2 separate regions of the Homo sapiens genome follow, and region 2 is linked to region 1. A link is an interaction called in ENCODE POLR2A ChIA-PET data of the cell type or tissue named here. Cell type or tissue: PC-9. All regions are shown on one strand. Each heading gives the region's core, and the rest is flanking DNA. Links, peaks and the distances in the headings are about the cores only.

What was found. ChIA-PET counts read pairs that join two places held together with the same protein. Peaks named below come from ENCODE experiments on the same cell type or tissue, not always from the same donor. Only the 100,000 strongest peaks of a DNase experiment are listed, where the experiment ranks them.
Region 2: POLR2A ChIA-PET joins it to region 1 with 19 read pairs; 5 of 35 experiments call an interaction of 5 or more read pairs at or near these places.

Annotation. Positions count from the first base shown.
Region 1 is chr12:118,333,880-118,351,199 of GRCh38, forward strand. All of the region lies in intron 1 of TAOK3 (TAO kinase 3), which reads right to left. Among named protein-coding and RNA genes, the nearest start is that of TAOK3, 30 kb to the right of the region's middle. RefSeq lists a silencer at 7,307-7,534. In PC-9, for the core only: no CTCF peak of the experiment used is centred there; no DNase peak of the experiment used is centred there.
Region 2 is chr12:118,234,332-118,247,605 of GRCh38, forward strand. TAOK3 (TAO kinase 3) reads right to left here. Exons shown (of 21, transcript NM_016281.4): 4 at 10,563-10,634; 5 at 9,084-9,185; 6 at 4,896-4,941; 7 at 3,742-3,838; 8 at 1,227-1,340. It also overlaps the pseudogene RPS2P5. Among named protein-coding and RNA genes, the nearest start is that of PEBP1, 100 kb to the left of the region's middle. RefSeq lists enhancers at 2,980-3,049, 3,190-3,239. In PC-9, for the core only: no CTCF peak of the experiment used is centred there; a DNase peak (open chromatin) is centred at 3,760; H3K4me3 peaks cover 598 bases; H3K27ac peaks cover 3,413 bases.

The sequences.
Region 1 (17,320 bases), core at 5,019-13,018:
AATCCCAGCACTTTGGGAGGCCGAGGCGGGCAGACCACCTGAGGTCAGGAGTTCGAGACCAGCCTGACCAACATGGAGAAACCCCATCTCTACTAAAAATACAAAATTAGCCAGGCGTGGTGGTGCATGCCTGTAATCCCAGCTACTCAGGAGGCTGAGGCAGGAGAATCGCTTGAACCCAGAAGGCAGAGGTTGCAGTGAGCCGAGATTGCACCATTGCACTCCAGCCTGAGCAAAAAGAGCAAAACTCCCATCTCCAAAAAAAAAAAAAAAAAAAGAAAAAAGAAATAATGATATTGAAGGGATACTAGCATTGCCAAGATGTGAAATTAATCTAATGTCCATCAATGGATGAACAAATACTTTTTTAAAATTGTGGTATATATATGTAGTATACAATGAAATATTATCCAACTTTAAAAAAGGAAATCTTGCAATATGTGACATGATGAACTTTGAGAGCATTATACTAAGTGAAATAAGTGGGTCACACAAGGATAAATATCATGACTCAACTTATATAAGCTATCTAAAATAATCTAACTCATAGAAGCAAAGGTTGCCAGGGCCGAGGGCTAGGGAGAAATGGGGAGTTGCTAATCAACCAGTATAAAATTTCAGCTTTGTAATATGAGTAAGTTCTAGAGATTTGCTGTACAACACTGTACCTATAGATAACAATACTGTATTGGATACTGAAAAATTTGTTTCGGAGGCCGGGTGTGGTGGCTCACACCTGCAATCCCAGCACTTTGGGAGGCTGAGGTGGGCAGATCATGAGGTCAGAAGTTTGAGACCAGCCTGGCCAACATGGTGAAACTCTCGTCTCTACTAAACATACAAAAAATTAGCTGGGCGTGGTGGCACGAGCCTGTAATCCCAGCTATTAGGGAGGCTGAGGCGGGAGAATCACTTGAACCCAGGAGGCAGAGGTTGTGGTGAGCAGAGATTGTGCCCTTGCACTCCAGCTTGGGGCTTGGGTGACAGAGCAAGACTCCGTCTCCAAAAAAAAAAAAAGGCCGGGCTTAGTGGCTCATGCCTGTAATCCCAGCACTTTGGGAGGCTGAGATGGGTGGATCACCTGAGGTCGGGAGTTTGAGACCAGCCTGGCCAACATGGTGAAACCCCAACTCTACTAAAAATACAAAAAAGTAGCCAGGCATGGTGTGGTGGTATATGCCTGTAATCCCGCTACTTGGCAGGCTGAGGCAGGAGAATCACTTGAACCTGGGAGGTGGAGGTTTCAGTGAGCCAAGGTTGCGCCATCCCACTTCAGCCTGGGCAACAAGAGCAAAACTATGTCTCAAAAAAAAAAAAAAAAATCTGTTTCAAGAGTAAATCACATGTTAAATGTTCTTACCACAATAACATAAAAAAAGAAGAGATAAATCACTAATATCAGAAGTGAGACAGGAGGTAATACAGATCTTGAAGCTATTAAAAGGATAGTAGGGGAATACTATGAACAACTTTATGCTCACAAATTTGACAACTTAGAAGAAATTGACCGATTTCTCAATTTCTCTAAAACCACAAACTGATATCTTGAGTAGTTCTTTAACCATGAAAGACATTGCCTTTGTAATGAAAAGCCTCCTGGAAAAGAATTTCCCAAGCCCAGCTGGCTTCCTTGAAAATTTTTACCAAATATTAAAGAAGAATTAACACAGCCAGGCATGGTGTCTCACGCCTGTAATCCCAGCACTTTGGAAGGCCGAGCTGGGTGGATCAACTTGAGGTCAGGAGTTCAAGACTAGTCTGGTCAACATGGTGAAACCCTGTGTCTACTAAAAATACAAAAAATTACCCGGGCGTGGTGGTGGGCACCTGTAATCCTAGCTACTTGGGAGGCTGAGGAAGAATTGCTTGGACCCAGGAGGCAGAGGCTGCAGTGAGTGGAGATGGTGCCACTGCACTCCAGTCTGGGCGACAGAGTGAGACTTTATCTCAAAAATAAAACAAAAACTATCACTTATAATTACTTTAAGCAAAATAAAATGCTTAGATATAAACTTTAAAAACATGTCTATAAATATTCATGGTGACAATTCCAAAATGTTGATTAAAGAAATCTAAGTAAATGAAGAGACATACCATATTCACAGATTGAAAGACTCAACATAGAAAAGACGTCAATTATCCCCAAATTGTATATAGTTTTAATACAATTCCTATCAAAATCCCAGCACGGATTTTCGTAGACATAGGCAAGCTAAATCTGACGTTTACATGGACAGGCAAAAGAGCTAGAATGACTAAACAATCTTGAAAAGGAAGAATATGAGGAATCACTTTACTCAATATTAAGTCTTCCTATGTAGCTACAGTAATCAAGGCAGTTTGTGCTGGTAGAGAGATAAAAATATAGGTCTACTGAACAGAATAAAGAAAGAACCCAGAAATAGACATACACGGATATGTCCATCTGATTTATTTACAAAGGTGATTATTTACAAAGTGATTCAACGGAGAAAAAATTCCTTTTCAACAAATGGTGCTGGAGGAATGGGATGAACATAGGCAAAAAAATAAACCATGACCTAAACCTCTTATCTTATACAAAAATTAACTCAAAATCAATTACAGATTTAAATGTAAACATAAAACTATAAAATATTTAGGAAAAAAGTATAGGAGAAAATTTGGGGGATCTAGGAATAGGCAAAGAATTCTGAGACACCAAAAGCATGACTCAGGGAAAGAAAAAAAAATCAATAAATTGTACCTAATCAAAATTTAAAACCACTGCTCTGCAAAAGACCCATTAAAAAGATGAAAATGCAAGCTACAGACAGAAAGTATTTGCAAACCACATATCTGACAAAGGACTAGTATGTAAAAAATATCAAAAACTCAAAACCCAACAGTAAATTACAGCAAAAAAAACTCCAATTACAAAAAGGGCAAAGAGGCTGGGGGCAGTGGCTCACACCTATAATACCAGCACTTTGGGAAGCCGACGCAGGAGGATCACTTGAGGCCAGGAGTTCATGACCAGCCTGGCCAACATGGCGAAACCCTGTCTCTACTAAAGATATACAAATTAGCTGCCCACCTGTAATCACAACTACTGGGGAGGCGGAGGCATGAGAATCGCTTCAACCTGGGAGGCAGAGGTTGCAGTGAGCTAAGATTGCACCACTGCACTCCAGCCTGGGCAACAGAAGGAGACTCTGTCTCAAAAAATAAAGAAAAAAGAAAATGGGCAAAAGACATAAAACAGGAATTTCACTAAAGAGGATTTACAAATGGAAATGGCAAATAAACATATGAAAAGATGTTCAATTTTGTTAACTATTAGGGAAATGTAAATTAAAGCCACGAGAAAATATTACTACTTACCTATCAGAATGATTAAAATAAAAAATAATGACAACACCAAATGCTGGTGAGGATATGGAGAAACTGGATTTTTCAGTGCCCAACTACTCTCTTACATGTAGAATGGTACAGCCACTCTGGAAAATAGTGTGACAGTTTCTTATAAAACCAAACACATAATTACCATACAACGCAGCAGTTGCATTCCTGGGCATTTGTCCCAGGGAAATGGAGAATTATGTTTACATAAAAACTTGTACGAGAATGTTCACAGCAGCTTTATTCCTAATCGCCAAACGCTGGAAACAACCCAGATATTCTTTAATGGATAAAGGATTAAACAAACTATAATACATCCATACCATGGAAAATTACTCAACAACAAAAAGGTATTAACTATTGACACACAACTCAGTTAAATCGTCAGAGAATTACACTGGGTGGGAAAAAAATCCACAAAGGTTACATACTGAATGATTTCATTTGTATAACATTCTTGAAATGACAAAATTATAGACATGAAGAACAGATTAGTGGTTGCCAGGGATTTTGGATAGAGGGTGGTGGAAGGGGGATGGGAGGGAAGTAGCTGTGATAATGTAGCCTCATGATAACACTTCTTCAATCTTGACCATTGTGGTGGATATATAAACCGACATGGGAAAATTTCATAGACCTAAATATACACACATGTAAAACTGAGGAAATCTGAACAAGGATGGGGAACTGTATCAATATCAATATTCTGGCTGTGATACCATCTTATAGATTTGTATGATCTTATTGTTAAGGGAAATTAGATAAAGGGTACACCCGACCTCTCAGTATTATTTCTTACAAGTGCGTGTAAATCTACAATTATTTCAAAATAAAAAGTTTAAAAGAAATCCATGTAGCTCATGTACAGTTATATATTCATCATTCACTTCTTTAAGCATTTATTGAGTTGCTCTTTTGTGTGAAGCATTAGCTTATGTGCTGGTGGGATGCGGGTGGGAAGATGGAAGGTGGGCAATATACAGAGAGATACTGAACAGAGACCCCACCTTCACAGATGTCACAATTGTGATTATATGGATGTTTTTGTGATTCTTTAACATATGTGTCCTTCACTAACAGAGGGAAGAGACAGCGACTGTTTTAATAACTCTATTTCCAGTACCAAACAGTGTCTGGAACATAGTACCTTTTAGATTAATACCTCCAAATGAATGAATGATTGCATCAATCAATCAATAGAAGGGATGATTACCACCAAATGGTTACAATACAGTACAAAAGGTGTTTATGAAAACAGAGGAAGTGGGCTGGGCTTGGTGGCTCAGGCCTGTAATCCCAGCACTTTGGGAGGCCGAGGTGGGCGGATCACAAGGTCAGGAGCTCGAGACCAGCCTGGCCAATGTGGTGAAACCCTGTCTCTACTAAAAATACAAAAATTAGCCAGGCGTGGTGGCCACGCGCCTGTAGTCCCAGCTACTCAGGAGGCTGAGGCAGGAGAATCACTTGAACCTGGGAGGCAGAGGTTGCAGTGAGCCAAGATCGTGCCACTGCACTGCAGTGTGGTCGACAGAGTGAGACTCCGTCTCAAAAAAAAAAAAAAAAAAAAAAAAAAAAGAGAAAACGGAGCAAATGAATAACTAGCCCTGTCTGAGGGAACTGGGGAGGCTTTAAAGATGTGATCTTTTAGTTGTGTCTTACAAGATAGGAGATGGGAAGTGGAGAAAAACCACTCCAAGCAAAGAGAATAGAACATTCAAATGCACAATGTGATAAGAAAAGCATTGCGTACCCTGGGACCAGCAAAGAGTGTGGTGTGCTGCTTGAGTTTATAGTTCTTTACTGAGAGAGGCAAAGGATGAAGCTAGAACTGTGGATGCTACAGGAAAGAGATTTGGACTTTCACATGAACAACGTGGTGACACTAGAGTTTTGAAGCCAGTGAATGATAATCAGATTTGTCACTTATTAAGTTAACTCTAAAGGCAGTGATAGGATTCACAGCAGGGAGAAGAGACAAGCTGAGAAACCAACACAAGAGTTGGAAGTAAATGAAAATTCTCCGTTCTTCATCATACTTTTTTTTTTTTTTTTTTTTTTTTTTGAGATGGAGTTTCGCTCTTGTTGCCCAGGCTGGAGTGCAATGGCGCGATCTCGGCTCACCGCAACCTCCGCCTCCAGCGTTCAGGCGATTCTCCTGCCTCAGCCTCAATTTTCCGGAAAACTCAATTCTCAAATACACTGCGTTAATGGAAGTTAAGTCTTCAAAACTACTCTCCTGAACGGTTTATAACATTGTTATCTTTAAATCTGTGTAATGAATCATATCAGAGGGCTTTGAAAGAGAGATATTTATTAAGCATTTTAGTTGCTCTTTTTTTTTTTCGAGACGGGGTCTTACTCTGTCGCCCAGGCTGGAATGCAGTGGTGCGATCTCGGCTCACTGCAACCTCCACCTCCCGGGTTCAAGCGATTCTGCCTCAGCCTCCCGAGTAGCTGGGACTACAGGCGCGCCACCATGCCCAGCTAATTTTTGTATTTTTAGTAGAGACGGGGTTTCACCATGTTGGCCAGGATAGTCCCGCCTCGGCTTCCCAAAGCGCTGGGATTACAGAAGTGAGCCACCGCGCCCGGCTTTAGTTGCTCTTTTCTATAGATTCTTCCAATACTTTATAGATTTTAATTTGAAATTCCTCTTTTCCCAACTTTTAAAAGTTTGAAATAATAAACTACTATTCATATTTCACAAAATCTTGCATGTTGTCAAATTATTAATATCTTAACCACCAAAAAACGATCACTTCCACATACCATTCCTGCTACTGAGGAATTACACTTATTTCTCTTAAAACACAAAATAACTATTTTAGCAAAAAATTAGATACAGCTTCAGTAACTAAGATATTGATCTCTGGAGAGAATAAACCATATGCCTGAAATATGGAGAGTGACTAAGTACTTTCCACATATTTCTGTGTATATATACATGTATTTGTTTGTGATAAGATGCAGATACAGTTGAATGTTAACTATAATGTAACAATAACTTGCCTGTGGACACCCCACCTTCCCTCCCAAGAGCAAAAAAATTTTTAATCAGGTTGGAAAGGGAAGAAAAGTAAAGGTGTTATATAAAATTCATTGTAGGCACAGTAAAGTGACTCCTTCTCCCCCTTGTTTTCTTTTGACATCATGTGACAATTTTAAGAGCTCTTTTCTCACAGCAGAGAATAAGGAATATGGATTATGAGAAGAAAAATTTTTTATGAAAAGAAAATGGGGTGGAATTTATTGTAGGTAATGCTTTTATGTCATTTTACAAGGAATAAAGACATCTAAATCATTTTTATAAACCTCATAGATGGTTATTAAATATTATTTTTTGGACTTTCTAATTATAGAAAATGTTAAATAAAAAAGTAACAGAAGAATATAATAAACTGCCTCATACCCAGCTTTAACAGTTATCAATTCATGGCCCACGTACTTCCCACAGCACTCCGTTATTTTGAAACAAATCCTAAATAAATCATTTCATCTATAAATATTCAGAATGTATGTCTAAAAGATAAGAACCATAAAAAAAAAAAAAAACATTGGCCGCACATGGTGGCTCATGCCTGTACTCCCAGTGCTTTGGGAGGCCAAGGAAGGAGGACTGCTTGAGCACAGGTAGTCAAGGCTGCAGTGAGCCACGATTACACCACTGCACGACAGCCTGGGCAGCAAGTGAGACCCTGTCTCAAAAGAACAAAAAGAAACAAAAAACATTAACTCTACCATTAATATATCTAATTTTTTTTTTTTTTTTGAGACAGAGTCTCACTCTGTTGCCCAGGCTGGAGTGCAGTGGCGCCATCTCAGCTGACTGCAACCTCTGCTGCCCTGCCCCAGGTTCAAGGTATTCTTGTTCGTCCTCAGCCTCCTGAGTAGCTGGGAGTACAGGCACCTGCCGCCATGCCTGGCTAATTTTTTGTATTTTTAGTAGAGACAGGGTTTCGCCATGTTGGCTAGACTGGTTTCAAACATCTGACCTCAAGTGATCCGCCTGCCTCGGCTTCCCAAAGTGCTGGGATTACAGGAGTGAGCCACAGCACCAGCCTAAATTTTTTTTTTTAACCTAAAAATTTAACGATAATTTTTTAATGCCATAAAATACAAGGTCAAATTTTCAAATCTCCTAAATGGTCCCATAAATTTCTTTTATTCCATTTTTTTCTATATGAGTCCAAATTAGGTCCATCTGTCCAAATTTTGTTTTAATGGCAATAATGCAATGCATTTTAAAAATTAAACTTAGAAGTTTTAATAAATAATTAAATCTAATATAAAAACCAGATTAAGTTGCCCTAGCAGGGCAACGTTGACTATGTGTACTACAAATGTATGGACACATGATCAAGTTAAGTACTTAGGAGAAAAGGAGGGGAGGGTTGACTTCATTTTTGCCTTTTATCAAAACACTTCCTTCATTCACAAGTTTTAATATTATTTTTATCAAGGAATTCCACTAAACCATGCTAAAAAAACCCTTCTGTGTTGGCTAGGTGTGGTGGCTAATGCCTGTAATAATCCCAGCACTTTGGGAGGCCTAGGCAGGTGGACTGCCTGAGCCCTGGAGTTGGAGAGCAGCCTGGGCAATATAGTGAAATCTAATGTCTACAAAAAATTAAAAAATTAACCAGGTGTGGTGGCACACCTTGTAGTTCCAGCTACTTGGGAGGCTGAGGCAGGAGGATGGCTTGAGCCCAGGAGGTCAAGGTTGCAGTGAGCTATGATTGTACCACTGCACTACTGCCTGGACAACAGAGTGAGACTCTGTCTCAAAAAACAAAAAACAAACCAAAAAATTAAAACCTTCTGTGATCTCTCATTTTTTTTTTAACATTTTCACTATTTTACTTTGACCAAATACTTTCTCCTTCATTTGAAATTAACTTGAAATCACAGGATTTCAGAGTTGGGAGCAATTATGTGGCTTCCTCACCTCAGAGTAGGCAGCTTTGGTATTACTACATTATTGGTGTTTCCAGTGAGAAAGCTACCACGAGGAAGCAATCTGCTCACAGCTACAGGCTGTGTTCTAATTTGTTAACAGATACTACTATGTAAGTATGATCAGGAAAAGTTTTATTAGCACAACATGAAATAGCCTTGACTTTGATCCTTTCATAAAGGTTGGTAAAGCTAATATTTCCTTTGACATGTTGAAAATACCTTGTTATACAAGTAATAAAATAGTACATTTCATTTAAAATTTGAAACAATAAAGGTTAGAAACGTGTCATCCACAGAAGCATGCAGAAATCAACATAGTTAAAGCCAGACTTTTTACTATGCCATGACAAGATAATATAAAATTGTGTACTATCAATAAATAAAACATGCAGTATAAAATATCTCATTGTACTCTGTTTTGGGACATTTGAAACCCCAGTTAGAAATTAAAAAGTCATCTGGGCTCTACAGCTCACACCTGAAATCCCAGCAATTTTCCCGGCTGAGGCAAGCAGATTGCTTGAGCTCAGGAGTTCGAGACCAGCCAGGGCAACATGGAGAAACCCTGTCTTTACAAAAAATACAAAAATTAGCCAGGCAAGGTAGCAGGTGCCTGTAGTCCCAGGTACTGGGGAGGCTGAGGCAGGAGGATCACTTGCATCTGGGAGGCCAAGGTTACAGTGAGTGGCGATCCTGCCATTGCACTCCAGCCTGGGCCACAGAGTAAGCCTCTGTCTGCTAAAAAAAAAAAAAAAAAAAAAAAGAGAGAGAGAGAGAGAGAGAAATGAAGAAGTCTTGCAATATTTGCATATCAACTTCAGATACTGTTTCTTAGGCTTAAAAAAAAAAACTATCAGTGGTTCCTGCTACATCTATTGGCAAATTCTAGATAGCATTTCATTGTGGAGTAAATTTATTAATCAAAACATAAATTTTTAATAGAAATTCGTGGCCAGGTGCGGTGGCTCATGCCTGCAATCCCAGCACTTTGGGAGGCTGAGATGGGCAGATCACCAGAGGTCAGGAGTTCAAGACCAGCCTGGCCAACATGGTGAAACCCTGTCTCTACAAAAATACAAAAATTAGCCAGGCATGATGGCGGGTGCCTGTAATCCTAGCTACTCAGGAGGGTGGGGTGGGAGAATCGCTTGAACCCAGAAGGCGGAGGTTACAGTGAGCTCAGATTGTGCCATTGCACTCCAGCCTAGGCGACAGAGTGAGTCCCTGTCTCAAAAAAAAAAAAAAAAAAGAAATTCATGAGTCTCAGTGCACTCTATGTAAGTGACCCTTTACATTAAACCTAGGAATCAGAATGCCCAGTAAAACAATTTAAGATACTAGTTGAGCATTTGATATGTGCAGGGAACTGTATGGGGTGCACCTGCAAACTGCAGAATAAAGTATCAGAATGATACCAAATTAAATCATTAATACATTTAGTTTAAAGGAAGTATTTAAAGTCAGCAATTTAAATATGAGAATTTTTGAGATTTAATTTTTGTTAACTCTATGAGTCTTATAAAAAATCCACTAGAGGCTGGGCGCGGTGGCTCACACCTGTAATCCCAGCACTTTGGGAGGCCGAGGCAGGTGGATCACGAGGTCAGGAGATCGAGACCATCCTGGCTAACATGGTGAAACCCTGTCTCTACTAAAAATACAAAAAATTAGCCGGGCATGGTGGCAGATGCCTGTAGTCCCAGCTACTCAGGAGGCTGAGGCAGGAGAATGGCATGAACCTAGGAGGTGGAGCTTGCAGTGAGCTGAGATGGTGCCACTGCACTCCAGCCTGGGGGACAGAGCGAGACTGTCTAAAAAAAAAAAAAATCCACTAGAATTTATTTGTTCCAAGCTCTACAAGATTAAGAAAAGAAACAAAACCCTGTGTGGATTTTACAAATTTAGAACATTGGCAATGGTCTGACTTCAATGCTGTTTCTTTTATTGTTTAGATTGACTTCATTCATTTTCTCCCAGAGCCCCTAATGTATTGAGTCCTTTATCTTGTATGCAGTCTGAATTTTTTTTCCTGATTTACCAAAATACAAAGATTCAAGCTCTTGATTATTTTAAAACAAGACAAAAGCATGTGTCATAGTAAATACATTCCACCTGATTCAGGTAAGGCAATTACAGAGTTGATTTGTTCAGTTACTATACAAAAGTGCAGGTGTAAATCTCTGTTAATATACAAAACAGATGACCACATTGTAACACATCCATTCATCTTGCCTGGCTCACAGGGGAGAAGCAGTGTTCACATCAACAATACCTATTCATATTTTGAGAATGATGGAAATCCCACCTAAGAAATGTGGTATCAACAATACCACTTTACAGCATATTCAATAACGCAAAAAATACATGGCAATTGGAACTTTTTGATTTCACAGTCCTGTTTTTTAACACTTGCATTTGCCTCTCTCTCCACTGTCTCAATTCATATTTGAAACGAATGGGAAAAATTTTGCAGAAGTAAAAAAAATAAATAAATAAGGCTTCCTCTTAACTGCAAAATAAATCATGACCAATTAATAATATCACTGTTAAAAATACTATTAACAGTGTTATGGCTTTAAAAATAATAGTACTTTATTTTCTGATAATTAATAACATTTATTTTTATTTTTCTCATGCTTTTTCAAAGTATGGTGCCCCCTGTTATATTTACACTTTATTTCTTTAGTCCTTTATTGAATCACCCAGCATGTCTTTGGTTAACTTCCTCTTGTTAATACCCATGCCCCTCTTCACCTTGTCAATGCTAATTAGAACCTTAATCTGTTTTTCCAAGGTGTTAGCCAGTTAAAGGATCACTAGCAAATTTCATGAGGTTAGTCTACTGAATCACTTACTTATTAAGCAAAGTGTTAAAAAACCAATCTTACTGAACCATATCCACTTTCTGGAAGCAGCTTCCACTAAAATTGTATTTATATTTAGTGTAGTGACATAAATTTGAAGTAAGACTTTTACTAAGATGGGAATGAAATGTCTATTTTTTAAGGCCAATCATGATAGAAACTTAAAAAATGATACAAAGTAGAATAGATTAAATTAAGGAGGCTGAAATATAGTCTTCAAAATGGACAAGAAATATTCATTAATTAAATGCCTGTAATAACCGGTTACTTTGGACAAATTCAACATTTCTCCTTTCTTAAGGATGATCTCAAAAGGGTTCATAACCAAGAAGTTTGAATGCAAAACGAACAAAATAAACAAATCCTGAACAGGCAGGAATAGAAGAGGAAGGAAGGCTGGTGATAGTCTAAGAGAAGACTTGTAGCAGGAGCTCCTGTAGAGCAGATGAAGACCAAGGAAAAAGCCATGTGTTTGGGAAGATAAGTGCATGCTTTCAAGCCCTGGCTGCTCAAAAGAAATGTCAGACACTAGCTTATGTTCTGGTGGGTGGAGAAAAAAACAGACAGTTTTCAAGCCATGAGTGCCTTTGTCAGGACATACAATGTAATAATGCTGCTCACCCATCCTGCTTGAAAAAAAAAAATGAACTCATGCTCCTGGAAACCAAGTTCTTATGGTCTACCTGATGTAGAATCTCCTTATAACTGGAAAGAAACCAAGAGTTGTATTGGGGACAGAGATATTGATTAAGGAGCGACTTAGAACACTTTGTAAGAATAAAGACTAAGAAAAAAAATCCACTTTGAAAAATCCATGCAACAATGCATGCAGGCTTGAAAATGAAGTGGAAGTTATATTTAGAGACAGATGAATATTGATACGGTAATGATATACTGTTAAAGTAAAAGAAATAAAGCAGCATAGAAAACAATATATGTACTATAACTGTCCTAATTACTATTCCTAAAAATACTTTACCTAAAAAAAATTCTGAAAGGCTGTCAAAATATATCTAGGTATAGAATATAAATTTTATTTTGTTCTAACTACTCACATGTATTTTTTATTTATTAAAGCAAAAAACATGTATTACTTGTATAGCTATTAAAAATATATGAAAAGAACTATCTTAGGTCAGGGACTTCTCACCACTTTGTTGAGAAGAGGAGAAAGGGTTAAGGGTAATGAAGGAGGCTTAGCTTCCACATCTACTCATTTACTAATAAGTCTTCTAGTTGGAAACTCCCAACATCAGGACTGATAAAGAACTGATTTGGCAACATCTTAAAACAGGGAAATTATAATTTCAAAGTGACATATATTTGTCATTACTTTCAATGAAATGAATAATTGTACAGTGTGCCTGCTAAGCTATAGAACATACTACTAATAAATTTCTATTCTATAGAAAATACAAAATATTGTTTTGGGGCATCTTTTAGAAAGAATAAAACATTTATACAAAAATTTCAAACTGAAGGTTATAAACTAATTTTTAAACAAAATACTGTACTTGAGTTCCCACTATTATTAGCACTCAGAATACACAGCTTGAATAATTAGCAGAAATGTGGACTCAACAGGCCTAACTGGTAGTCTATATAATTACATCACATAGCTATGTTTTGGCAGGCAAATGCATTTAAAAGCATAGGCAAAGATATGTTCAATGCATAGCTAAAAGAATGAAACATTTATACAGAATGGAAAGTTTAATCTTTCTACATGTGCCTGAGATAATGCAAGGTATTTTCTAAATCTAACTTGTCTATCTGTAGTTACTATTCTATCTGTAGGTACTACTAATAAGCAATAATAGTATAAATTTTACAGTGAAGCCATTATGTAAGCTTCCTCAATTTAAAAATTTCTCTGTATATGCATTCGTCTTCCTCCTTCAGTTTTCCTTTATCAGGCCAAGCACTTCTGTCCAACAATAGGCCTTTTTTCTTTTTTTAGACCAGGTCTCGCTCTGTCACCCAGGCTAGAGTGCGGTGGCACGATCATGATCCTGGCTCACTGAAGCCTTGACTGCCCGTGCTCAAGTGATCCTCCACCTCAGCCTCCTGAGTAGCTGGGACCGCAGACACGTGTCACCACACCCAGCTAATTTTTTTAAAAAAATTATCATTTGTAGAGATGAGATCTCACTTTATTGCCCAGGCTAGGCTTGAACTCCTGGGCTCTGGCAATCCTTCTACTTAGGCCTCCCCAAGTGCTGGGATTACAGGTGTGAGCCACAAGGCCCAGTCCAAATGACCTCTTAATTCTTTATCCTACTACCTTCTCACTTCATTAATGCACCCCTCTCATTTTTCTTCAATCCGCAGTTGCTTCCTCTCTCCCAACTCCTCCTTTTGGCCTACAGCATGCTCAAGGTATCATTTATTGAGGGGAGGAGGGGGAGCTTTTCCTGACAGGAAGATGCTCTGGCAACTCACTAGCTCCAGCCTCCTCATTTCCAAGTCCAACAGGAGTCCTCTCAGGTCATATCCTTCCATAACCTCTATGCCGCATCTCCTTACAAGGTTGTTTCTTGGTTTGTGTGGCACTGTCCTCTAGGAGTTTCTTTCCAACCCACCTCTTCTGGCTTATCCTACTTCTCTCAACCTCTTAACACAAAATTCTGTGCTGAGCTTCCCCTCTCTACCCTGCACTTTCTCTCATTTATCTGATTCACTCCTGTTCTTTTAGCTCTCTATGCCAAGCCGTTAATGCCCTCAATAAATCTCTCACAAGCTGCTTTTCTCCTTTTCCATTGAGGCTGTCCTAGTTCCAGAACCTCACTACTAGTCCAAGTTCTCATTCTCAATTTCTTTCTTCCTTTAAGTCATTCTACAAACTATTGATAGAGTAATCTTTCAAAGGCTCTGATTGCATCAGTCTTTTCTATTCAAATATCTTAAATGGTTCCTCACTATCTACTGTTCAAAGTTCAAACCTCCTGTTATGTGGCTCTAAGGCTTTTGATTTGCCACTATCCCTGAATATCCTACATTTTGTTCACTATGTCTGTAGGCCAAAAAATACATTGATTATGTCCACCACGCCTGCTGAAAAGGTATCCACAATTCAAGACTCAGTTCAAACTCCATCTCCATGTTACCCCATCTCCCTAGTACGGAAGTAATCTCTTCCTTCTTCATGTATAGAAAGTACCTGACAGCTTCTTGCTGACCTTGATGTCATTCTATTTTGCCTTTAAAGGACATGGACCTTTCTTAATTCCATTAATTGAATATGACTTGCATCAGGATTCTTATTCGCTTTCCATAGTGCCTTCAATGGAGGAGGCAGTGTTAAACACAGACTATTCATCTGGAATTAAAGACTACTTGTCCAGCCTCTGAGCTAAAGTCTAAGTCTGCTTCTGCCTTATTTCTTTCTTTCTTTCTTTTTTTTTTTTTTGAGACGGAGTCTCGCTCTGTCACCCAGGCTGGAGTGCAGTGGCACAATCTTGGCTCACTGCAAGCTCTGCCTCCCGGGCTCACGCCATTCTCCTGCCTCAACTACCCGAGTAGCTCGGACTACAGGTGCCCGCCACCACGCCTGGCTAATTTTTTGTATTTTTAGTAGAGACAGGGTTTCACCATGTTAGCCAGAATGGTCTCGATCTCCTGACCTCTTGATCCACCCGTCTCAGCCTCCCAAAGTGATGGGATTACAGGCGTGAGCCACTGCGCCCAGCCTCTGCCTTATTTCTGAAGAAAAGATATGGGATAAGAATTAGCTAAATACACAATATTATGTGTGTTTTTGTGAGGGGGGAGAAAAAAAATAATTTCTTTTTTTTTTTTTTTTTTTTGAGAACGGGTCTCACTCTTGTTGCCCGGGTCTCACTCTTGTTGCCCGGGTCTCACTCTTGTTGCCCAGGCTGGAGTGCAGTGGCGCGTTCTTGGCCCACTGCAACCTCTGCCTCCCAGGCGGTTCAAGCAATTCTCTTGCCTCAGGCTCTTGAGTAGCTGGGATTACAGGTGCTCACCACCACACCCAGCTAATTTTTGTATTTTTAGTAGAGTTGGGGTTTCACCATGTTGCCCAGGCTGGTCTCAAACTCCTGACCTCAGGTGACCGCCCACCTTGGCCTCCCAAAGTGCTGGGATTACAGGCATGAGCCACCGCGCTGGCTGATTCAAATCATTTCAAAGCATTTTCATTTTAATTATTTTACAAAAAGTAATTATGAGCAATTCCACTCTAGGTATATACCCAAGAGAATGGAAAAATATGTTCATTTAAAAACTTGTATATTTACTGTCACAGAAACATTATTAATATCCAAAAAGTAGAAGCAGCCAAAATATCCATCAACTCTTGAATAATCAGAATGTGGCACACAGATATAATGAAATATTATTTGGCCATAAAAAGGAATCATCACTGATGTACGCTACAATGTGGATGAATCTTGAAACATTATGCTAAGTGAAGATGTCAGACACAAAAAGACACATATTGTCTTGTTCCAGTTATACAAAATGTCCAGAGTAGGCAAATCCATAGAGACAGAAAGTAAATTAGTGCTTACCAGGGGTTGGGGATAATTGAGAGTGGCTGCTAACAGGTACAAAATTCTTTTTGGTGTAATGAAAATGTTCTAGAGTTAGATAGTGGTGAGGTTAGATATTGTAACAACATCACAAATATACTAAAAACCTGAATTTCATAATTTAAAAAGGTAAGTTTTATATCATAAAATTTTATCTAAATTAAAAAAAACACAAAAAACAGTTATTAGTTTCATGCCCCAAATGACAGCTTCAATTTGTGGTATAAAGGAAAAGAGCTCTGACCTTTCAATCAGCAAATCTAGGTTTCAGCCAAGTCACTTAACTCTCTTACTTAACTGTGGCGTCTTTAGGATGCAGCTGAACTTCTCTAAGCCTTCATAACCTCATCTACAAAGTGAGGATATAATGCCTTACAAAGTCACTGTGAGACTCACAATATAACATAAAATTATTATTTCAAATGAATAAAATCTGATAGTTATTTTGCATGCCTAAAATGATTTTTTAAAAATCCTAAACTGTATTGAATAGCCCATAACTTCACTGAATAGTCCACAACTTTTTATTGTTGCCATGTTATCTAACCAGCTTTTGTATTGTCATATATGAATGACATCTTGGGGCCACGTAGCACTTATCCTGTAGGCACTAATAGAACAGTACAGAGTTATTTAATTCCAATCTTCACAATGAGGGGTACATGGCCCAACAGTTATAAACACAGGCATAGAACTGAGTTTAAGTCCAGGTTCTGCCACAGATCTTGAACAAACCACCTAACCTCTCTGAACATCAGTATACACCCCTGTAAAGTCTATGTAAGAATATGTATGTGAATCTACACAAATATCCATTATAGAGGTTCGTTGAGATACTCATTATATAAAGCATGTATTGTAATACCTAGCACCTAACAAGCACTCATTCAGCAATTGTTATTGTTGTTGTCCATCCTATGGAGTAACAAGTTTAAATGACGGGTCTTCAGCTACAAGACAAATTTGAGGCCAGGCATGGTGACTCACGCCTGTAATCCCAGCACTTTGGGAGGCTGAGGCAGGTGGATCACCTTAGGTCAGGAGTTCGAGACCAGCTTGGCCAACATGGTGAAACTCTGTCTCTACTAAAAATACAAAAAATTAGCTGGGTATGGTGGTGGGCACCTGTAATCCCAGCTACTCGGGAGGCTGAGGCAGGAGAATCGCTTGAACCTGGGAGGTGGAGGTTGCAGTGAGCTGAGGTCGTGCCATTGTACTCCAGCCTGGGCAACAAGACCAAAACTCCGTCTCAAAAAAAAAAAAAAGAAAAGAAAAAGAAAAAAAAAAGGCCAGGTGTGGTGGTTCATGCCTGTAATCCCAGCACTTTGGGAGGCTGAGGCAGGCGGATCACTTGAGGTCAGGACTTTGAGACCACCCTGGCCAACGTGGTGAAACCCCATCTCTACAAAAAATACAAAAATTGGCCAGGCGTGGTGGTGCATGCCTGTAATCCCAGCTACTTGGGAGGCTGAGGCACGAGAATCACTTGAACCCGGGAAGTGGAGGCTGCAGTGAACTGAGATCACAGCACTGCACTCCAGCCTAGGTGACAGAATAAAACTCTGTCTCAAGAAAATAAATTAAAAAAAA
Region 2 (13,274 bases), core at 356-8,355, 100 kb before region 1:
CATTCTCCTGTCTCAGACTCCCGAGTAGCTGGGACTACAAGTAGCTGGGACTACAGGCGCCTGCCACCATGCCTGACTAATTTTTTGTATTTTTAGTAGAGACGCGGTTTCACCATGTTAGCCAGGATGGTCTCGATCTCCTGACCTCGTGATCCACCCGCCTCGGACTTCCAAAGTGCTGGGATTACTGGCGTGAGCCACCGCGCCTGGAGTCTTTTTTTGTTGTTGTTGTTGAGAGTCTTACTTTGTAGCCCAGGTTGGGGTGCAGTGGCGCCATCTTGGCTTACTGCAGCCTCTACCTCCTGGGTTCAAGCGATTCTCATGCCTCAGCCTCCCGAGTAGCTGGGATTACAGGCATAGGCCACCACACCTGGCCATATTCTTTTAAAATAATTAAACAACATGAAAAATACTTTATGGAGCCATATAAAGCAATATAATCAGCTGTTCCAAAGATACTAAAACCTACAAAAACCCTAGGTTGTAGTAATGGATGTTACTTTACTTGTTTGTCCATAATGCATCTTCATTAGGAGGGCAGGGGCCCTATCTGTTTAATATGCTTTGAACAGAACTGTACTCTATTATGATGTGTAAGCAGTTGCTTAGTAAATGTTATTTGGTGATAGAAAAAAATTCAAAGACTAGCTGATTTTTTTTAGTAGACAAGTAATTTTGCAGAGATCTAAGTCATTCTGTAAGGCATAATGAAATTCCAACGTGTCTAGGAAAGGAAGGAAAATAATCTGGAAAAGAATAGGGTGAAAAACTCTGAGCCAGACTGACAAGCTAGGTAACCTATCAGAACTCAACAAAGACAAGAACTTGGATTTCTTTCACTGAAAGGTACCATCTCTGCTTGTTGGCTAGTCAGGGAAGGTGAAAGAAGCTGCCCTGTCCTTACCTGGAGGCTTTGCCTCAAGAGAAAAGTTCAAAAGAAACTGCAAATGAAATCGAAAACCTGAACTTGGTCAGTGAATTGATAATCCTGCTCAGTTTACACACAGTGACACCAACCTTAACTACACAATTTAAAGTCATTGTAAATTTTATACAAAGCCAGAGTGTTTCTTTTTATGCCAGTGGGCTTTCTATCCTTCTCAAATGAAACCTCGTTTTGAGGCATATTGGTAAGACACTGTCACAAAACCAAGCCAAACCAGCACCATAGTTGAGTTCATGTATGCAGATTTTAAAACTATGTCATATAGCCTAATTCTACATACCAGTAAGGTGTGCCCACGAAGGAGTTGGCAGGAGAAGCCATTGAAGCAGATCCAAAATCAGCTAGTTTTACCTGACCTGGCTCTGTTAGAAGAATATTTCCTGCTTTAATATCCCTATAGGAAAAAAAAAAAGGGTTAGAAAATTACTTTTCAATTTTGATTATGGAATAGGTCAGAGCATGCAATTAATAAGACAAAAAGTTTATTTAAACGAACAAACAAACAAACAAAACAAACCTTGCTCAGATAGCCAGAAGGAGATTTAGTAATTACTGCATGTTGTAAGGGGGCCCAGATTCCTGGGTGTACTTGCAGGTAGGTCATACTAGTTACTTAAAGGTAGAGCTTTCTTCAGAGGGAGGGAATACAAATGAGAAAAAAGGCAGACATGGCGAACAAGAAAACCTATTCAGCTGCTACACTTACAAAGGCATATTCTTAAAGGCTAAATCCAGTTATCAATAGTATTCCCTGTGCTGAGAAAATTGGTGCCAATTTTAACTGCTTTTTCTGCTTTTCCAAATTATGTGACATTTTTGGAGCCTAAACAAACCTGCAATGATTCCGTATTGACCACCTACCAATAAACCTCAACTACACACATACCTTTTCTTTCTTGCCTGTGACCCTTTCTCTCTGTCTTTAATTGTAACTGCAACTCTAAGGCATTTGAGGTACATGTTATATAGAAGGTGATATTTTAAAAATAACTCTGTACAGTAAAAAGAAGACCCTGAAAGATCAAAACAAACAAGGATTAGGGGTTAGGAAATTACATTTCTATTGTATTACTACAAAGAATTGCACGTGGTTACTACTAAAGCTAATAGAGGTATTATATAGCAAAAAGTTTTAAAAATATAATTCAAAAAATTCATTTTTCATTATGGTAATTTAGAATGAGAAGGTGTGGATGTACTCCTTATTCTTTTTAAAAAAGGCATGAGGTGTAATGAGCACTAGAAACCATGAATTGGAAGTTGATGGTCAGTGAAAAGATAAAACAGAGAAGATGAGGAAATTTATGTCAAGCTGAAAATGATAAGGTTCAAATGCTTCAAAATAACTTTTATAAAAACTTCCCTTGAAAATTCAGTTTCCTTCCTCATGGTGACATTAGGCATTGGCAGACAGAACTAAAAAAAAATGCATTATTTATTTTTCTTCACAACAGAAAAATATATTTTCTCTACTTATCTTTAGTTAGGAGATTGAATTGCCTTTAAAATCAAAACAATAAAAATCTGAGACACAGTATTTACTTTTAAATTAAAAAAACATTATTTATAAGTATTTTGACTCTTCAACAAATTATTTTACATACTAAAGAAGATAAAGCATAATACAGACTAAAACATTAAGTTAATGTGCAGATTAAGGTAATAATGGCACAAAAAACTGAACTGTAGCTTTAAATGAGAGCAGGCAAAATAATCACAAGCAAGTTGGCAGTAGTATTAACACCTTGGTACCAAAGACATATATTTACAAAAAGTTGTCAGATCCATAGACATTATGATAATTTTATTTAATCAGTATTTATTAACATGATTAGGTTCACTCTTTGTCCTTAATTCCCAGCAGGATTTCGGTCTGCCTATCTTTAGGAAGTTCTGCTTTTGTGGTACCAGTAAGTGGTCATGGCTACACTGGGGTGATTAAAACAGAAGCAAAAGAGGAACCATAACCCAATAGTTTCACTTCTTCCTAGTAAATGCCAGTTGTTTTCTTTCATTTGTGAGCCATCTCAGATTCTTCATACCTAATATTTCACTCCTCCTCCCCTCATTCATTAATGTAACTGTACTAAAAGTTCATTACTGAGAGAAGAAAAGATTGGTAACATGTTTCTCTAGAAGTTAATGGAGGGAGGGAGGTTGCAGGGAGGAGAGTGTGGTTGTGGTAGAGAAAATACAAGGCAGAGAAAAGCCCTAGAATAGGAGTCAAGAAACTTGAGTTTCAATCCTTAACATATTACTTAAATTCTGTGAAACTCTGGGCAAGTTAAGTCTTTCTGAGCCCTGGTCTCTTCATATGCCAAAATACAGTAAAGATAATATCTTCCTAAGTATCTATATGAACTATAGAAATGAGAAATATTTTAAAGTTATAAAATAGCATATATTTATATAAGACTAGCTTGTTATTTGTAATAGGAAAGGGACAATAACTCTGCTAACAGATAAATATATGCAAGGAAGGTTAATTTTCTTTTCTTTTCTTCATGACACAGTATCTAAAGATTGGTGGGCCCTTTTTCAAATTTCCCTGCAACATTTAGCCTGGAGAACAGTTACCTACTGAACAAAGATGATATAATTGTGGATACGTAGGAGAGAATAAGAGATAGAAGCTAAATTCTGGCAACTTTATCCTTTATATCCAGAAGCAGCAATCTATTTGCTTCCCATGAATGCTTAGGCAACCTAAAAATTGGAGCATGCACTAATTTTCAAGGTTCCTGGAATAGACAGTCCTGCAACTGAAAAGAAACATAACTGGTCTCTAATCTTACCTATGAATCAATGCATGAGAATGTAGGTAGGCTAGTCCATGCAAGGCTCCATGAGTAATGGCAGCGATCTCCACTTCCTGAAGTGGTTTTTTATGAACTGAGGAAGGAAAAAAAAAAAAGTCAGTAGATGATCAGTTTCATTCCTCATTTTATTATTTTATACAGCTATACCAGACTGGGTTACATACTTTCTCACATGACAATTTGGGAACACATTCACCTAGATCTTCTATAGAAGATAATAAGTGATCAGACAACAGGAAACCCAAGTATATAAACACAAATGACCCTTCAAAACAAAAATAAAACAAAGAAAGCCTGATATTCCTTAAATGATGCATTGTTAATTTACTTATCAGTTGCAAGCCAAGCCACACTGATTCCAATTAACCAGGCCCAAATTAACCAGTCCCTTCCAACATTTCAATGTCTGGAGTGTTCTAGGTTACATTTTCCTCCTCTGCCACAAAGCCATCTTTAATTACCCCTTCAAACTACAGGTTTTCATTATTTGTGAAAGAAGCTAATAAGCAATTTCTATTCAGAGATCAACAGTGATTTAATTTTTTTTTTTTTTTTGAGACAGGGGTCTCACTCTGTTACCCAGGCTGGAGTGCAGTGTTTCAATCAAAGCTCACTGCAGCCTTGAATTCCTGGGCTCAAGTGATCCTCCTGTCTCAGACTCCTAAGTAGCTGGTATTATAGGTGTTAGCCTCTGTGCCTGGCTCAAGATATTTTTTTTAAAGTAAATTTTTAACACAGCCTCTGGTTATAGCAGCATCTGCAGAGAGGAATGGGGTCAGTCAAGATTTCTGAAAGGGTTTAACATCAATATAACGTGAGACTATCTACCTCTCTTTCACATATACCCATGAATATGATGTTTTTGGCTACATGTACCATATCACATTAGCCAAACATTTTGGTAGTACCTGCCCTGGATGGGCCATGAACTAAAACAGCAGGAAGACTGCTAACATCACTCAGACACTTTCAGTGGCATTGAAGAGAGGAAGTGTGCATGGCTTATCCACACCACCCTAAAGCTCAAGCCATCATTCAATTAGACTGCCCAAACTACACTTTAGTATGGCGGTAGATAACATTCTGATCAAAGTAAAACAGAAAGGAGAGTTTAATTCCTTCTTTCTTACCTTCTAATAAATCAGAGGCTGAGCCTAAGCAATATTCCATCACCAACTATAAGAGATTAAAATAATATTCAGAATAATGAAAGTTAATTTAAAAACTGCTGAAACCAACTAAACAACCAATCAAGGAACTAAGAATACTAGGTGAATAAATATTCTGATCTACCCGAACTTGGACTGAATTTTTGTCATCTGGCACTAATTGATTTTTATAATTTTCATCATCTCAGTTTTTATTATTTCTTGTTTGAAATTGGCCTAAAGATTATTGGGGGACTAGATATAGAAATATTCACTATAAATGGTGAAGCCAAGATTGCCAATTTATTTATTAACTCCTTCACTACTTTATTTCAAAAAGGATTCAGGTGACTATGTTGTACTATAAATTTGTAACTCAGAAAGTGGCAAACAAATACACGAGCCAGTAAAATCTATTTTGGGGTTATACCAGTTAAATAAAATAAACCAGTAAGTAGTAAATTCCTTTTTTTCACACTTTAAAAAGTTTTAAACAAGAAACAGATATTGTTTTGAACTGAATCTGAAGATGTAGCCTGCTATGTATCATTACATTACCTTGAATCCCTGAGATATATGTGTTATTTACATTTAGATCTTAAAATATTTCCAGAATAATATTATTATAATACTATTGATAGGCTAGGTGCAGCGGCTCACGCCTGTAATCCCAGCACTTTGGGAGGCTGAGGCAGGTGGATCACCTGAGGCCAGGAGTTCAAGACCAGCCTAGTCAACATGGTGAAACCCCATCTCTACTAAAAATACAAAAAATTAGCTTGGCATGGTGGCTTGCACCTGTGGTCCCAGCTACTTGGGAGGCTAAGGACGGAGAATCGCTGGAACTCGAGAGGTGGAGGCTATCGATAGTTATTGGGTTTGCAATCTGCGGAGGCTTTCTAAAAGCAAAAGTGAGAAACCTCTTTCTTTACTCTTTTTTTTTTTTTTTTTTTGAGACGGAGTTCACTCTTGTTGCCCAGGCTGGAGTGCAATGGCACGATCTTGGCTCACTGCAACCTCTACCTCCTGGGTTCAAGCACTTCTCCTGCCTCAGCCTCCCGAGTAGCTGGGATTACAGGCATGCGCCACCACACGCGGCTAATTTTGTATTTTTAGTAGAGACGGGGTTTCTCCATGTTGGTCAGGCTGGTCTCAAACTCCTGACCTCAGGTGATCTGCCCGCCTCAGCCTCCCAAAGTGTTGGGATTACAGGTGTGAGCCACCGTGCCCGGCCTCTTTCTGTACTCTTATCCTCGATTTCTTTTTTTTCTTTGTATTTTTAGTAGGGACGGGGTTTCACCATGTTGGCCAGCCTGGTCTTGATCTCCTGACCTCGTGATCCACCCACCTAGGCCTCCCAAAGTCCTGGGATTACAGGCATAAGCCACTGCACCTGGCCCTTCTTATCCTAGATTTTTAGGTGCCCAAGACTACTGATTTGTAGTCAAGGTCAAAACTATCAGGGTTCAGCAACCAATCTCCACACACACATGCAAGCATTCACACTCCTACAAATTATTGTTATTTAAAAGAATAGTAGATGCTCATTATGAAATATAAATTTCCTATAATAAACTAGACATAACCAATATCAACATATTAGTTCCTTTCATTAAAAAAATTAATGTGAAAATATATTTATATTATGTACCTTGCATTACTGAGATAATTTAGAATATGTGATGTCTAGAAGTTTAAAATTTAGAAACTATTATACTTTTATAGTTATATATTATAAATATCAATATATATGAACATATTATAAATATAAGTATACTGTGTCTATATTATATAGAATGCAATTAAATTAGATATAACATACTTATAATACTATTTATATATTACATATGATTATGTCTTATATTTTATAGTTTTACAGTTATATATTTATATAGTATGTACCTTGCATTTCTGGAATAATTTAGAACAATGAGAGGTTTAGAAGTTTAAAATTTAGAAACCATACTATAGTTTTCTGCTTGACATTAAAAACAAACAGATTCAGAAACATTAATCTTATTTCTTATTATAAAATGGAAGATTCTACATGAGTAAATGTTATAATGAACACTAGCCTTTATGTGCCCTACTTTTTCTTTAATCAATTTTGATGAAAGCATTTCTAAATTTTATTACATAATTTTCTAATTTTTAAAAGTAACTGAATATGCATACATAACCTCCTTAAACCAAGCATATGAAATGTGAATATAGAACTTTAAAACTGAATAGAATGAATATGTTTCTAGCTGCATTAAATGTTTTAAATTACATGTTTAAAAACTCAGCATTTTTGTCACAAATATTTTTTCCCCTATTATTCTATAACACAAAGGCACCTGAGATGGTTGTTTGCTCCTGACACTAAACAGCTCTGGCTGCTCTGCCTTTAAATGATTAGCTCTGCCTTCTAGCTCCCCTGACTTTTTCCGTATGGTTAAATTATTCTTGTGCCTGTTTGTATGCATGTATCTAACAGCTCAGTTCCTTAGAGCTCTTTCTGATTGGTCTATCAAACCAGTTGTAGACAGAAACCAGGTAGCCATGCTTATTAGCAGTCTATATAATCTAAGAATAAACAGGTGGCCGGGTGCAGTGGCTCATGCCTGTAATTCCAGCACTTTGGGAGGCCGAGGTGGGCGGATCACCTGAGGTCGGGAGTTCGAGACCAGCCTGACCAACATGGAGAAACCCCGTCTCTACTAAATACACAAAATTAGCCGGGTGTGGTACTCCGGTGGCTGAGACAGGAGAATCACTTGAACCCGGGAGGTGGAGGTTGCAGTCAGCCGAGATCGCGCCATTGCACTCCAGCCTGGGCAACAAGAGCAAAACTCTGTCTCAAAAAAAAAAAAAAAGAGAAAAACGAGCTTCAAGTAACAGTGTGAAGGATTTTCTGAAGACTTGAAATACATGAGATTTTAGCACTTGGATTTTGTAACATTTATTCTGCCTGCTTGAAATCCCTTTCTTGACTCCTTCAAGACAGCTGAGATTGCCAGAGAACTGATTTCTAGACAATGAGATATGTCTTTGATTAATTTCTTATTTTCAGAATGGAAGCAATAGCTCTACATAAAAGTTCCTTGAACAGAAATATGTATGTTTAGTATACTGTTTGATAGTCTATTTAAGAACAAAATTCCATTCCCTAATTAGAGATCACATACAGGAAAGGAGTTGGTACATGGTAAACAATAAATGCTAGTTAAATTGGAGTTTAAGTAGGAATGTGCAATTTGAAAAAGTAGAAAGCATAACATTTTCACATCCTAAATGTGCCTAATGTGCCAACCTAAAACCAGAAATACAATCATATAAAAATATACTAAGGGCCGAGCACAATGGCTCATGCCTGTAATCCCAGCACTTTGGGAGGCTGAGGCAGGTGGATCACCTGAGGTCAGGAGTTGGAGACCAGCGTGGCCAACATGGTGAACCCTATCTCTACTAAAAATACAAAAAATTAGCTGGGTGTGGTGGCATGTGCCTGTAGTCCCAGCTACTCAGGAGGCTGAGGTTCAAGAATCACTTGAACCCAGGAGGCAGAGGTTGTAGTCAGCTGAGATCGCACCACTGCACTCCAGCCTGGGCAACAAGAGTGAATCTGTCTCCAAACAAACAAACAAACAAACAAAATATATATATATATATGAGTGTGTGTGTGTCTGTGTGTGTGTGCATGTGTATATATATTTATATATATATATCACAATAAGATGACAGAGTGGAACAAAAGTCTCTTATTTTAATCATATGGTGGCCCCTGTTTGGTAAAAATCACATAGCAATTAAAACATCAAGAACAATTCCAAATATGGGGGGAACTGGAGTGGAGGATGAGAAATGACAAAGATAAAAATTCTAGGATGAGAATATAAGGCTGTGCCTTTTACTTTTACAAACAAATAATTATAAAATGATGTCAACTTTTCACCATCTCTTTCTGAGTGTTTATAGAATGGAATTTCTAATAGGCTAGATATCATTTAATCTTACAGAATATATACCAAGTGACACACCAAAGTATTAACAAATGTTAAATACTGATAACAAAAGTTAAATGGAACAGAAATGAAATTAGTAATTTTACAGATCAAATAGATAATAGAAAAAAAAGAAAAAGAAAAAAATGTAATAGTAAAAGATAATAGAGGTCCTTCGACTTACCCAAGCAGTGTGTTCTTTCAAGTAACAGCCTTTGTACTCAATAGTATTAGGATGCTTCAATTGTCGTAAAAATTTAACTTCCTTAAGAATATCTTGCCATTTCTATTGAAGTCAGAAAAGGAACATTTTAATTTAATTTTTGATAGGAAAATAGTATTTCCTATCAAGTATACGTATATATCATTTATATTATTGTAAATGGACATAAAGTAAATGTTTAATAAATGAAGAAGCTATTTAAACATGCTATTTCTTTCTCTCTCTCTTTTTGTTTTTAATTGAGACAGAGTCTTGCTCTATCGCCCAGGCTGGACTGCAGTGGCACGATCTCGGCTCACTGCAACCTCTGCTGCCCGGTTCAAGGTTCAAGTGATTCTCGTGCCTCCCAAGTAGCTGGGACTACAGGCGTGCACCACCAGACCAAACTAATTTTTTTGTATTTTTAGTAGAGACGAGGTTTCTCCGTGTTGGCCAGGCTGGTCTCGAACTCCTGACCTCAGGTGATCCGCCCACCTTGGCCTCCCAAAGTGCTGGGATCACAGGCGTGAGACACTGTGCCCGGCCTAAACATGCCATTTCTTTAGTTTGAATACATGTAAACACAAATCTATCACCAAATACATTACAAAAAAGCCATTACACATACCCATGTTCTGGTCTGCAAAATAGTTTTTTTCCTTTTCAGGCACCCAGGCTAGAGTACAGTGTTGCAGTCACAGCTCACTGAAGCCTCCACATCCCAGGCTCAAGCAATCTTCCCACTTGAGCCTCCCGAGTGGCTGGACTACAGGCACACACCACCACACCCAGCTAGTTTGTTTGATGTTTTGTAGAGGTGGGGTCTCACCATATTGCCCAGGCTTGTCTTGAGCTCCTGGGCTCAAGCGATCCTCCAGCCTTGGCTTCCCAAAGTGCTGGGATTACAGGCCTAAGCCACCTCATCCAGCCTGCAAAATAGTTAATTGAGCTAGAACATTAGCCTTTTTAAAAATAATTATGAATGTTCACACATTTGTATGAAAAACTTCAGGAACTTTTATTATATGCTCCACAAGAAGGAAAAAAAAATTGTTCTAAAAAAAAGTTTAAAGAATTTTGTTAATTTCTTTTTTCTTTTTCTTTTTTTTTTTTTGAGACAGAGCCTCGCTCTGTCACCCAGGCTGGAGTGCAGCGGCGTGATCTCGGCTCACTGCAAGCTCCGCCTCCCGGGTTCACGCCATTCTCCTGCCTCAGTCTCCTGAGTAGCTGGGACTACAGGCGCCCGCCACCACGCCCGGCTAATTTTTTGTATTTTTAGTAGAGATGGGGTTTCATCATGTTAGCCAGGATGGTCTCAATCTCCCGACCTCGTGAGCCGCCCACCTCGGCCTCGCAAAGTGCTGGGATTACAGGCGTGAACCACCGCGCCCGGCCAGAATTTTGTTAATTTCATACTAACTTGTTTATTTCAGTTTAGGTATACAACTGTCTCTATCTCACCTCATGGGTCTGCTTCCCACTATAGGACATCTTCTTAATTGCCACCACCTCACTGGTGTGAGCATTTGTAGCCTGTGTTAAGAGGGTAGAAGAAAAAGAAAAAGAATTAGTGATGTTTCAGCCAATTTAACTTAAATATTTGACTAGAGACTATTTATTTATATATTTATTTATTGACAGTCTCATTCTGTCGCTCAGGCTGGAGTGCAGCTCACTGCAACCTCTACCTCTTGGGTTCAAGCGATTCTCCTGTTTCAGCCTCCCAAGCAGCAGGGATTACAGGCACGCACCACCATGCCACGCTAATGTTTTTTGTATTTTTAGTAGAAATGGGGTTCCACCATGTTGACCAGGCTGGTCTTAAACTCCTGACTTCAAATGATCCGCCCGCCTCGGCCTCCCAAAGTGCTGAGATTACAGGTGTTTTATTTTATTTTTGGAGAAAGAATCGAGCTGTGTTGCTCATGCTGGAGTGCACTGGGGCACGATCTTGGCTCACTGTAGCCTCTGCCTCCCGGGTTCAAGCTATTCTCCTGCTTCAGCCTCTCAAGTAACTGCGGATTATAGGCACCCACCACCACACCTGGCTAATTTTTATATTTTTAGTAGAGATGGGGTTTCACCATTTTGGCCAGGCTGGTCTCAAACTCCTGACCTCACGTGATCTGCCCGCCTCAGCCTCCCAAAGTGCTGGGATTACAGACGTTAGCCACCGTGCCTGGCCTCATATTATATTTAAAATAATATCTCCATACTGCAGTATCACAGTTCAAAGATGCTTCACTTTTTGATAGGCTAAATAGACATCTCCACTCCCATTTTAATGTATAGTTTATCTATATTCTTTTCTGGATACATGTAAAGATTGTAATATAAAAAATGATTAGGGTTTAATATATCAAACCAAACAAAAAATGTCATATTCCCAAATGACCCATTCTGGCTTCACCTTGTAAACTGTCCATCAATGGAGAACCAGTTAAATAAATAAATATGATATGACCATATAATAAAATAACCACTTAAGGAATGAGGTAATCTATGTGCAATGCAATATGAAAAGATGTTAAAAATGTTTTGGTCAAAAACAAGCTATAAAGTAGAATCCAATTTTTGCAAAATAGTAATAATGTGAGTATACGTGTAGAAAAAATTATAAAAGAATTGCTTCTTTTCCGAGAAAACAACAAATGGCGGATGACGCCGGTGCAGCGGGGGGGCACGGAGGCCCTGGTGGCCCTGGGATGGGGAACCGCGGTGGCTTCCGCGGAGGTTTCGGCAGTGGCATCCGGGGCCGGGGTCGCGGCCGTGGACGGGGCCGGGGCCGAGGCCGCGGAGCTCGCGGAGGCAAGGCCGAGGATAAGGAGTGGATGCCCGTCACCAAGTTGGGCCGCTTGGTCAAGGACATGAAGATCAAGTCCCTGGAGGAGATCTATCTCTTCTCCCTGCCCATTAAGGAATCAGAGATCATTGATTTCTTCCTGGGGGCCTCTCTCAAGGATGAGGTTTTGAAGATTATGCCAGTGCAGAAGCAGACCCGTGCCAGCCAGCGCACCAGGTTCAAGGCGTTTGTTGCTATCGGGGACTACAATGGCCACGTCGGTCTGGGTGTTAAGTGCTCCAAGGAGGTGGCCACCGCCATCCGTGGGGCCATCATCCTGGCCAAGCTCTCCATTGTCCCCGTGCGCAGAGGCTACTGGGGGAACAAGATCGGCAAGCCCCACACTGTCCCTTGCAAGGTGACAGGCCGCTGCGGCTCTGTGCTGGTGCGCCTCATCCCTGCACCCAGGGGCACTGGCATCGTCTCCGCACCTGTGCCTAAGAAGCTGCTCATGATGGCTGGTATCGATGACTGCTACACCTCAGCCCGGGGCTGCACTGCCACCCTGGGCAACTTCGCCAAGGCCACCTTTGATGCCATTTCTAAGACCTACAGCTACCTGACCCCCGACCTCTGGAAGGAGACTGTATTTACCAAGTCTCCCTATCAGGAATTCACTGACCACCTCGTTAAGACCCACACCAGAGTCTCCGTGCAGCGGACTCAGGATCCAGCTGTGGCTACAACATAGGGTTTTTATACAAGAAAAATAAAGTGAATTAAGCGTGAAAAAAAAATTATAAAAGAATTTATACCAGAATATATATCAGTGATAATCCCTGGAGCAGTGCTATCTGATAGAACTTTCTTTGATGATGGGACAGTTCTATTTCTAGATTGTCCAAAAGAGTAACATGTGAAATGTGGCTAGTGTGACTGAGAAAATAAATTTTAAATTTTAATAGTTAACGTGCCTACTTGCTATTGTATTGAACAGTACAGCAGAAAGTAAGATTAATCCTAAGGGGGACTTTGGTTTTCAGGATTACTTATATTTTATAATAAGACTGTATTACATATATACATGCCTACATTTATGTATGTATATATGTGTATTTTTTATCTATAGAGGTTGCCTTGTCTCATAATTATGTCTACTTGTCTTCTCCATACTCCAAATGTAACAGTTCATTGAAAGTACATATGAAAACCATTAATAATTCAAGTAATAGTCTTTTCCTCTCAACTTACTCAAGATATACATATATATATATACACACACACACACATACATACGTACATACTTTTTTCTTTTTTTAAGACAGGATCTTGCTCTGTCATCCAGGCTGGAGTGCAGTGGTACAATCTCAGCTCACTGCAACCTCTGCCTC